Linked DNA regions of Mus musculus: region 1 is linked to region 2. The links are chromatin loops, found by intact Hi-C in ENCODE. Cell type or tissue: left cerebral cortex. All regions are shown on one strand. Links, peaks and the distances in the headings refer to the core of each region. The heading gives the core; the rest is flanking DNA. Region 1 overlaps Dock1 (dedicator of cytokinesis 1). Region 2 overlaps Dock1 (dedicator of cytokinesis 1).

What was found. A loop is a pair of places that touch in the nucleus more often than their neighbours do. Peaks named below come from ENCODE experiments on the same cell type or tissue, not always from the same donor. Only the 100,000 strongest peaks of a DNase experiment are listed, where the experiment ranks them.
Region 1: it touches region 2 in a loop (4-fold over the local background); 3 of 42 quality-filtered maps call a loop at or near these places.

The regions. Positions count from the first base shown.
Region 1 is chr7:134,720,944-134,726,323 of GRCm38, reverse strand. Dock1 (dedicator of cytokinesis 1) reads right to left here. Exons shown (of 52, transcript NM_001033420.2): 2 at 1,911-1,994. Among named protein-coding and RNA genes, the nearest start is that of Dock1, 53 kb to the right of the region's middle. In left cerebral cortex, for the core only: no CTCF peak of the experiment used is centred there; DNase peaks (open chromatin) are centred at 639, 1,155, 2,488 and 3,186.
Region 2 is chr7:134,770,762-134,776,141 of GRCm38, reverse strand. It overlaps Dock1 (dedicator of cytokinesis 1), which reads right to left. Exons shown (of 52, transcript NM_001033420.2): 17 at 4,572-4,675; 18 at 3,667-3,850. Among named protein-coding and RNA genes, the nearest start is that of Dock1, 100 kb to the right of the region's middle. In left cerebral cortex, for the core only: no CTCF peak of the experiment used is centred there; DNase peaks (open chromatin) are centred at 1,490, 1,891, 2,305 and 3,649; H3K27ac peaks cover 312 bases.

The sequences.
Region 1 (5,380 bases), core at 217-5,216, 50 kb after region 2:
GTGGTATCTTTACTTGATGATAAAGTCACCCAGTTTCTGGAAGATGCAGTTAATGTATTTCTCGGCCCAGAGTCCACCAAGAAGTTAGCTGCCCAGGAAGGGAAAAGCATTTTATATTAAAGAGTCTTTTGGAAAGACACTGCTGGTTTAATCAGATCCAAGACTGGCCTGCAAATTAATCCTGGCTGAAGACCGGAAGTCAAAGCCACTAGCAGATCACTGTGAGGTTAGTGTAGAACAAGGCCCACTGATGTGACTGAGGTGGCAGGGCGAGAGGGGACAGTGTCCTCCAGAAGTAAAGGAAGACACCACACTCCACCCAGCCAGGTGCCCCAGGAAATCATTAACTATTCAGGAAAGACACTGAGGCTCTGAGCGGAGGAACCAGGGATTCCACATTCAAGTAGCTAGGGGCAATTAAAAAAATAAAAGAAACCTATCAGCATTTCCCTTCAGATCAGAAAAAGTGTCTGAGATGAGATGCCTGATCCTTCACCTCAACTTAATTTCTCTCTCTGTTTCCTCGAAGCCACTGGCAATCTGTACGGGAGAGCAGATAAGGAAATCCAACTGTCAGCTGTCAAAACTGAAAACAAGCAGAAGGCGCCCATCACAGCCAGCCACTCATTCGCTTTGGGGCTCCTTTTTGCCAAGCTCCAGCTGCTTCTAGGCATACAGAGCTGACTCCCTCATCCCCCACACAGTTTGCAAGTAAACGGTGCAAATGGAATAGAGTTCTTCCGAGTCTTCCTGCATCAGAGGAAGAAATAAGGGGCAAGACATGGATTTTTTTTAATAGGGTTTTGCTTCTCAGCCATGTCTCTGAGGGACACGGGAGCCAGTCCCCGCTTGCCTGGCTGGCAGAAGCGGAGCACAGCTCACTCCTGTGCAAAGTGGAGTGTGAAGACCTCTCTGGAAGTTCAATTTGTTGGTTACTATGAGCTGTCTACAATTTCCTCTCTCACTTGTAAGGCTTTCGCTGAACCCGATCTGAAAGCAATTTGGTTATTTAAATCAGGTCCCGGGACTCAAACACTGCTTATGGAGTCATCTTTTCCGGCAGAAAAGGAAGCCAGCAGACACAGAAACACCAACCTTAAGGAAACTGAGGGGAGCGATGCCTAAAAAGAGAGAAGTAAGGAAGCAAGCTGCCCGCCCGCCGATGCCCCTACACTCAGTAACAACCACCGCAGAACACCCACAGTGGCTCGCAGGCTGTGCAAGGCACTAACCAAGAGCATCAGAAAAGCCACAATTGCTTCCTTGAACCATAGCCCATGTAACTTGTGATCTTTTCACCCCGAAGAAAATGGGGGTCACAGACAAAGGAAAAGGTCAGCATGGCAGCTGCAGTTTCCCCTGAGACACACTATTAACAAATCAAAGTGAAAACTTAAAAACAAAACAAAAAAAGACTACTTAAAACACTCATCACACACATCAGAGCAACACACTGAATTCTCCAAATCTGTCTCTCACCAAGTCAGTCAGTTTCAGTCAAAATTTACACACAGCCCGGTGGTACTGACACACATCTTTAATCCCACCCAGCACTTGGGAGCCAGAAGCAGTTGGATCTCTACACACAGAAACCCTGTCTTGAAAAACAAAACAAACCAACGAAACAAACAAACAAAAAATATTTACATATATGTGCAAAATAACGAGCCAGTGAGAAGCATTTAGGGGTTAAAAATATGATGCTTAGTTTTAAGTTGGCCTTAACAAAGCCTCACTGAATTTAACAAATAGCTGCCCGAGCAACCTTTGCCTGGAAGAGCATCTATCTGTGGGGAAAGTGTCCATCCTGAGAATGTAGCACCCTAACAGAGAAGCACTTCCCCCCCCCCCCAGAAGGCCCTGAAGCGTCATCCCAAATCCCCAACAGGGAGCCATCAAGCCTCACTTACCTTCATAAGTTTCTAGGATGTGCACGGTGTCTCCAATTTGAAGGGACAGTTCATCTGCTCCCCTGGCATCGTAGTTGTAAAAGGCTGTTGGAAAAGTGACAGGAGAATGCATTAGCAGAAGCAGAAAGGATTATTTTCAACATTACAATATATTCAGTCTAGATAAACTCACATGAGCAGCCTTCAGTTCCACACACAAAAGGGAAAGGGCGCATCTTAAACATGTGCCAATTCATAACCATTCCTAATTCCAAGCAGCTCCGCTTTTTTTTTTTTTTTATTATTGTGGGGAGAGAATGTGATTTAAGTATGCAATCTTGGGCTTTGGTTATATTCATGGTATGCAACTTATCACCCCTAGATTCCAAATGTTTCCCCAACACCACAAAGAAACCCACTACCCACCCAGCAGTAGCCCCAAGCTCCTTTTTTCTGTCGCATGATAAAACACGGAGGAAAAGCAATGTATGTAGGGAAGTGTTTATTGTAGTTACACATTGCAGTCCATCATTGAAAAACGCCAGGGCAGAGGCTCAAGTTGAGAACCTTGAGGTAGCAACTGAAGTGGAGACCTTGGAAAAGCGCTGTTTATTGGCTTGCTCCCAGCCCTAAGTTCAGCTACTTTTCTTAGACAGCCAACCTGCCTAGGGATGGTACTGCCAACAGAGAGCTAGGTCCTCCCACCACCCACAGGCATGTCCTCAAGCCATTGGCATGGAGGCAACTCCTCAACTGAAGTTCCCCTTTCTGGGCGTGTGAAGGTAACGGCTTAGGCCATCTATGACAGGCATGTTTAGACCTATCTGGCCCACTGTGAGTTTAGTTGACACCAAAGTCCTTTATTGAATTGGGAAGTGACACACTTTTTCTGCAAAGAATAATGCTCAGCTTCCGAGTTCCTTCTAAAATGTCAAAGCAAGGGCATTTGCTCGGGCTCACAGCCCATCTCAAGCCTCCAAACACACACATACCTGCAAAATCCCATTTTCTCAAGTATTTCCCCCAAATTCATAAAATGTAAGTGTCCCCAACTGGCAAAGTGGGTTGTTACCAGTTATTAAGTTTATTTAGCATTTTATAGTGACTCTTTAACAGGAGATAACGGCGCAGGTAAAGGCGGCCCAGAGCAGATGCTGAGCGTCCCCAGTTCAGCACAGCCATATTCTTAAGCCTTTAGGAACCATAAATGCTTTTATATCACTGCCGTGAACAGCATCGCTTCCAGCATGCCTACTCAGTTAGAGAGCCGGAAAAGAAAAAAAAAGAAAGTCAGACATACTAAAAATGAAATAAAACGAACACATTGAGTGTAAACACATCTGGGCCTGTGTGAACATGCAAAATGTATACACATGATTTTTTTCTTAGTGTTTCCCCACAAAGAACCCTACCTATTCAGAAGCAGTGAAAAGAGGGCCGAGAATCTCATACACACATTCCAAAACCATAAATGTAACTTGGAAATGAGCCCGCAGACCCACAATCTTATCTGTGAAGGATGGCATGGCTCTATGATTGGCACGTGGCCCCAAATCACCAGACAGTCATGACCACAGCACTGTCCCCAAATCTGCACTCAAGTTAATGCTGATGACTGAATAACTCAAAATTCACAGCAAATTAAAACACTCCACAATGTAAGAATATCTGACAAAGGAATAGGGTAGATAAAACAGTGATATTCTGAAGAAATTACCATCTTAATTCCCAGAACCCAGTGCAAATGTTCCCAACATGTCCGAAGACGCCACTGCAGTTGTCACCAAGCTTAGGGTTTTCAGATGGGGACATTAATTCTGGATTACATAGTTGGCTCAAAGTAGTCACGAAGACCCCTGAGACAAGGGCACAGGATAAACAGTCCAGAATGGAGGAGACAAGGTCCAGATGGTCCTATATGCTGGGCTCACGGAGTACATGCTCCACACATGTTTCCCTGCATCCCTGGAATAAAACCTACTTGGTCAGGATGGATGATTGCTTTTATGTGTTCTTGGATTCGGTTAGCGAGAATTTTATTAAGGATTTTTGCATCGATATTCATAAGGGAAATTGGTCTGAAGTTCTCTATCTTTGTTGGATCTTTCTGTGGTTTAGGTATCAGAGTAATTGTGGCTTCATAGAATGAGTTGGGTAGAGTTCCCTCTACTTCTATTTTGTGGAATAGTTTGTGCAGAACTGGAATTAGATCTTCTTTGAAGGTTTGGTAGAACTCTGCACTAAACCCATCTGGTCCTGGGCTTTTTTTGGCTGGGAGACTATTAATGACTGCTTCTATTTCTTTAGGGGATATGGGACTGTTTAGATCGTTAACTTGATCCTGATTTAACTTTGGTACCTGGTATCTGTCTAGAAACTTGTCCATTTCGTCCAGGTTTTCCAGTTTTGTTGAGTATAGCCTTTTGTAGAAGGATCTGATGGTGTTTTGGATTTCTTCAGGATCTGTTGTTATGTCTCCCTTTTCATTTCTGATTTTGTTAATTAGGATGTTGTCCCTGTGCCCTCCAGTGATTCTAGCTAAGGGTTTATCTATCTTGTTGATTTTCTTAGAGAACCAACTCCTCGTTTGGTTAATTCTTTGAATAGTTAATTAATGTGTGGTGCTTTGGGGTTCCAAATTTGTGAGGATGTGTTTTAGTAGCAAAGAAAGACTGGCAGACAAAAGAATCTCCAGACCCCACAGTTCAAAAAAAAAAAGCCCAACTTGTGCTTATAATACCAACAATGGAGAGGTGGAAGCTATGAGATCCCTGGGGCTTGCAGGCCACCCGATTTAGCCTACTTGGTAAATTCCAGGTCACTTCAAAACCTGTCACAAAAAAACAAGGTACATAGTGGCAAAGGAATGACCAGCAAAGATGTCTTTGAGTCTCTGTATGGACATGCCCACCTACACATGAATGTGTGCACATACACATGCAAAAATGTGCAAGACGACTGTAAAGTGGCATCTTGTAATTAACATATTCACTCCTGAAGGCTGCTGGAACTGGTCTCCATTGCAGGACCCTGGATCCAGGCAAGCACGTGCCTATAGTTTCGATTCTCAAATTATATGAGATAAACAAGCACAAGGGGGCAAAGTTGTCTTTAATAAGCCCTAAAAGCATTCAGTGTAAGGCTGCTTGCTCCTTCTTATGGCCAATCTTCCAACATTGCCCTCATCGGGAAGGAGAGGTCAGGAGCACAGGGCCATCTTGCAAAAGGCAGCAATAAACATCTGGGCTTAGCCTGAGCTCACTTGACACAGCTAAGAGATGCAAGCCGGAAGATTTCCTTCATTTGTTATGGTTGACTAAGGCCTAGGAACTCCTTCCCTGGAGAACACGCTTATCCTATCTCACTCAGATCTAGGCAAATACTTCTGGGTCGTGGGCACATCCATCTTGAAGACCACTTACCTTTATTTGGTGGTGGTGGTGGTGGTGGTGATGGTGGTGTGTGTGTGTGTGTGTGTGTGTGTGTGTGTG
Region 2 (5,380 bases), core at 291-5,290:
TGACAAATAAATAAAGCCAAGGTTCCCGTTAACACTGGAAAGCCAGCATATAATTTTGGATCTAGGTAAGAATTCGATAAGCAGACATGCATTCTAATTTCAGAATCAGACCACACAAAAGCCACCTACACCCCATACAGATTCTCATGTGTTTCTTATCACCTCGGGCATCACTGATGACTAGAAGAGTAAACCGGAGGGGGGCGGCACTCAGCACCCACATACAGTGTGGATTATGTAAAGCCAGCTGAGTCACACAGTAACTACAGAACACTGGGCAGGGAGTTTCCCTTGTCTCCTTGGCTGAACAGCGGGTGCGGCGCTGCATAATTTGCAGGGCAGCTAAAAGAATCCAACAATAAAACATGTAGGCAAGCTTATCACAACAGCCAACATAAAACCAGCAGTCGTCCTTCAGATAGGAAAGGAGCTAGAAATTTGGGGCGGAAGTTGACGTGTTGTGATTCTAACTGAAAGTAAAGTAACAAGAAAGGGTCCATCTTGGCCTGACCCTTCTGATCCAAGGGTTGAGGGTGTCTCCGTCTCTGTCTCCGTCTCAGGAGTGATCAATGTCGCTTTAATGGAGACCAATGCATCACCTAAGCCCCAATCATTCCGAGCTGGTATCACGCACCATGTGACTGGGTTGAGTCTGGTCTCTATAGTTTAACTTTCCATTTCTAGTTATTTACTTATCCTTGGGAGGGTGTTATTTCGTTATTGTTCATTTGGGGTTTTTCTTTTCCTTTTTTTTTGGTTGTGGTTGTTTGAGGGATTTTTGTTTTGTTTTGCTTTTTTGGAGGTTTTTTTCCCCCCTTTTTGGGTAGAGGGGCAGTCAGCGATCATTAGATGGATCAGACTAGCCCGGAGCTCACTGCAGAACCCAGACTGTATTTGAACTTGTAAATTCTCCTGCCTCAGCAACCAAACCCCATCCCACCCAACAAAAAACTTGGATTATAACATTTGTACTGCCCATCTGGGCTCTGTATTGCAAATTTGAGGAAAAAGTTCAAATGAGAAAATTCACAAATCACCCCACTGGGCAGTGCTGAAGGAAAAAGTTTGTCCCTCCCCCACAGAGCTACCCAGGCAGGAAAGGCCTCCAGTCCCGGGGACTCAACACAGCTGGGTTCATAATTATCCTTTGTTTCATGACTCCTTTCCCTCTCATTATACAGTAAGCTAATTGAGAGGAGGGATCGCATCTTACAGTTCTTGTCCTATCCCCTATGGCAGCCCACACAGCGCTGAGGACAGAGATCTTTAATACAAACCTTGATGAATAATTCAGCCCCTGCTTTTCTTTCCCTAAGTAATGGAACTTTGCGAGAACAAATTATGGTTTCAGGAAAAATGATTCCCTCAGAGGAGAATTTGGGACTCCACACTCAGGCGCCAACTAGGGCACCCCCATCTTATACACTCCTGGCATGGCACAATCCCAAAAAGGGGTATCAATGCTTGCATGAAATGAAAGCCAGATTCTTCCTTCTGTTCAGTGAGCAGCATCACTTTGGAATTTCCTTGTTGCTTGGCAACAGCTGCTGCAGAGACCAGGGCTCTCTCACTGGGTACCAGGGAGGGAATCACCCTGCAAATGGTGAGATTCAAGGAGCTGTAAGGTAAGAAAGTATTCCACACACCACCCTGGGAGGTTCCCCCCCCCCCGCATGTTTTAAAGAGATACTGTGGATGAGACTTGTTTTGATAGGAAATTATGATCAAATTTCAGACAACTAGCGATGCATCTGGAACACTGACCCACATATAAGACAGTGGCTTCCTCCAAAGTGAGAAGCTGAGCAGAGCTCAGCACCTGCTGAGACACTAAAGCAGACACACTTGGGGTCAATGACCCAGCTGGGGACACCACCCTTAGCCTGCATTGAATGAGGCACAAACATTAGTTCATGTACCCCAATGTAGGTACACGCTGAGAATCTCATTCCTAGTACTGGGACATTCTTTGCACAGCCCAGTCACTAGCTGGAGCCCACATAGCTGACTCATGTCCCTGAGAATCAAACTCCTGCACAATCCTCCCTCCCCCCCCCCCCCACTTACACAAATCCAGTCCTTCTGGGAAGTGGGGGATGGGGGGGGGGGGTCATTTGCTGGTAGCGATTACCACAGGCAGCAAGTAAGAACCCTTCAGAAATGATTCAAACCCACGGTGACTTGGCAACCAGGAAGTGTCCAAATGGTCTCCAAGTATCGGTGTTCACATAGGCTCAAACAACTCAGATGTGTCTGGATGACTCACAGCCTCTCACTAATATTTTACTAGGGAGGCCAAGGGTGGGAAAGCCTCACTGGGCAAAGCTGAGAATGAAGAGAGATGTAAAATGTAAAGAGAGATGGAAGCAGCAGGTGGCGAAAGTTTGAAAGACACCTGACTGGCACGCCTCAGCCCTCAGGACAGCAACATTTCTCCCTTCCAGAGTCCCATCTTCCAAAGGACGGGCTTCTTCCATGCTAGGGTAATCCAGTGCAAGCCCAAACGATGCCTGCTCCTCGGCAAATCTCAAACTCCAGCCATGACTGACAGGCAACACCGAGATGTGATTCCTGATAATGACGGACATTAATAATCACAACTCCTATCAGGCAGTTAAGAGGGAAAAAAATTGGATTTTCAAGCTCCATTTCAAGAGAGCATAAAGTCTCTGCACAGCTATGATACGGCCACATTAGGAGGACGCGGCTTTTAAATGAAGGATTTGTGCAGAGAGCCTCTGCCTCCTCCAGACAGAGTCACGGCAACGGTACTGGTGTGCCCTGAATAAGAAGTATCGCCACCGGGCTGCCATGACTCCGAGGAGGCTGCAAGCAGTGGGAAATGAACTCAGTCAGCCCAGGGCCGAGGCATCAGCTGATGAGTGACCTGCCACATTAGGCTGAGCTTGGTGGACTAGAACCAGCAAGGAGGTCTTATCTCACACTGTAAGCAGGGAGCCCAAACATATCAGGCCAATCAACTTCTCCAAAGAGAGATAACTGGGAATTATCTCAAGGAGAATCAAGACAGAGGAAGACACAGAGAAGGGAGTACCTCACATCTGACAGTGTGTATACACTAGCCAGAACGCTCCGGAAGCAGGCATTATTCACATGTGTACCAGCGGGAAGAGCTGGGTTAAAAGCTTCGTTACTCAAGGTCATTTCCAGGGTTAAGTTAGAATGAAGGTTCAACTCCATTTCTCTGATCTGTTTTCAAACCTTGTGTATTCCCCATGATGCCTTGTTTCCTTCTTTTGCCTGGAAAACTTCTCCAAGAGGAAGGCTGACAAGACGGAAGAGTGGTTACGGTGCTCGCTAACAAGCTTGATGAACAGAGTTCAAGCCCCACTGTTCACACAGAGAAAGGAAAGAAGCCAGTGTGTCCTCTGACTGCCCCCACATACACCACAAATAAACACATTTAAAAATAAAATTAAGTCCTCCCATTGTTTAATCTCCCTGCTAAGTTAGTCCTCAGCCCAAAATAGAAGTGTGAGTTTTAAACTCTGACGGATGCCACTTCCTCTTCCCAAGCTCATCGACATCTATGGAGGTCCTTATCAAAGGACACAGTGGGTGACGTCCACGCACCCACAGGAAACTCCTCCACTCAACACGCAGCCAAAAGGGATGTGTTGGAGAGGGAGGAATTCTAGAACTCACCGTTCTGGGTCAGTTTCGTGGAACACACCAGAGTGGAGATCTGGAAAGAGTCTTTGCTGATGGTACAACTCCCAAGACTCTGCATTCCTTTGCCTGTGGCTGAGTGGCCCTTTTCTTCCAACTCCCCCTTGGTACTAGGGAGGCTCAAGTATGTGGCTGCATCTTCGAGCTTTTTGGCTTCAGCCTGTGGGTTTGATTGCACCTTGTATCAAACAACATTCATGGAGGCCACACTCCAGGTTCTGCATGCCTTATTATTATGATTTCCTTCAACCCCCACGCCCCCTTCCACACTGTGTTCTACAGTGCACTTCAACCATCTTCCCTCGTCCTGTGGACTAACGCCCATCCTCAGCCTTCGCATACAGCACGGAACGTGTTATTGCCTGTCATCGTCTCTCGTTAGGAACAGCAAAAGGGCTGGCCAATCATAACTGCTCATTTACATAATTAAATGCAGCTCCATGCTACACAGCAGCTCTGTCCTCCGGTGAGAAATGTCAACTGAGATGTTCATCTTGATCGCAGGCTTGACTGAAGTGGGAAGTTCTGAGAGCTTGGTAAAGCATACCTCGAAGCGTGTCCACCACAGAGAATTAACTATGAGGGGAAAGTTACCTCCTGAAACTAGGTACACATGAAGACTGGGGACCCTGATGGGCTAAAACAAAGTCTCCTCCCACAGTATTCTCTGTTTCCTGGCCACCTGGATATAAGCTGCTCACCACACCCTCCCCACCAGGAAGGACCAGGACCGAAAGCGCTGACACACCCTGACTCCCTTTATTGTTTTGCTCAGGTATTTGTCACAACCATGAAAAGCTAACAGTTCAGCTCAGGTGAGGGCTTCACTAGGGCCTGATCCAGTCAGGGCGCCCAGGGTACCCTGGGACAGAGGTGCGTACCTTGTAGACAATAAGGTCATGCTCCCCGTCTCTCAGGGTGGTCCCATCGTATCTCATCAGCTTCACAAAGGCCAGTGCGAAGATCTTTTCAGATTTATCCTTGGCTGCAAAGAAAACCAATCATTACCCTCAACTACAGTCAGGACAAAGTGACATTAGCACCTGCTACAAAGACGCCTGGTAGACAATCGCCAACGTACACAGGAGAAGCCAATGGGGGACGGAGAAACAAACCCCACAATCACCAACAGGAAGATTCGCATCAGAAGGATCGACTGTCCTCGAACTAGTTCCAAGTCTCAGGGAAGGGGAGACTGTGCAACCCAGAGCTGATTCCAGGACAAAGCCAGGAAGGTTTTGCAGAAGAGTGAAGGGAGCTCACACCGCTACAACCCGAAGTAAGTGGGAGGAGCCAAACTGAACGTGGCTTGGTTTAAACAAGAACAGAGAGACTGCGATGTGAACGAGGGAATAAACCTAGGACATGGGAAAGGGCCAGTGCAGGGAGGAAAACTGCTTAGCAATAGAGAAACCACGGAGTCCTAGTGCACACCACCTATCTCTGGGGGCCAGAAGACCCCCCCCCATGAGATGTTCTAGGGTCTTTAGCAAGAAAGTGCAACAGCCAGGCCTGCATGGAGGGCAAGAAAGTGCAACAGCCAGGCCTGCATGGAGGGCTCGTGCTCTCCCTTGCTTCAGGCTTCTTCAAAGCATCTAAAACAATCAACTGCCCATTCATATATGGTATCAGCATCTGATGGGTTTTCTTCATGGTCTTCAACACTGGCAGATATGTGGGGGTAGGGGAT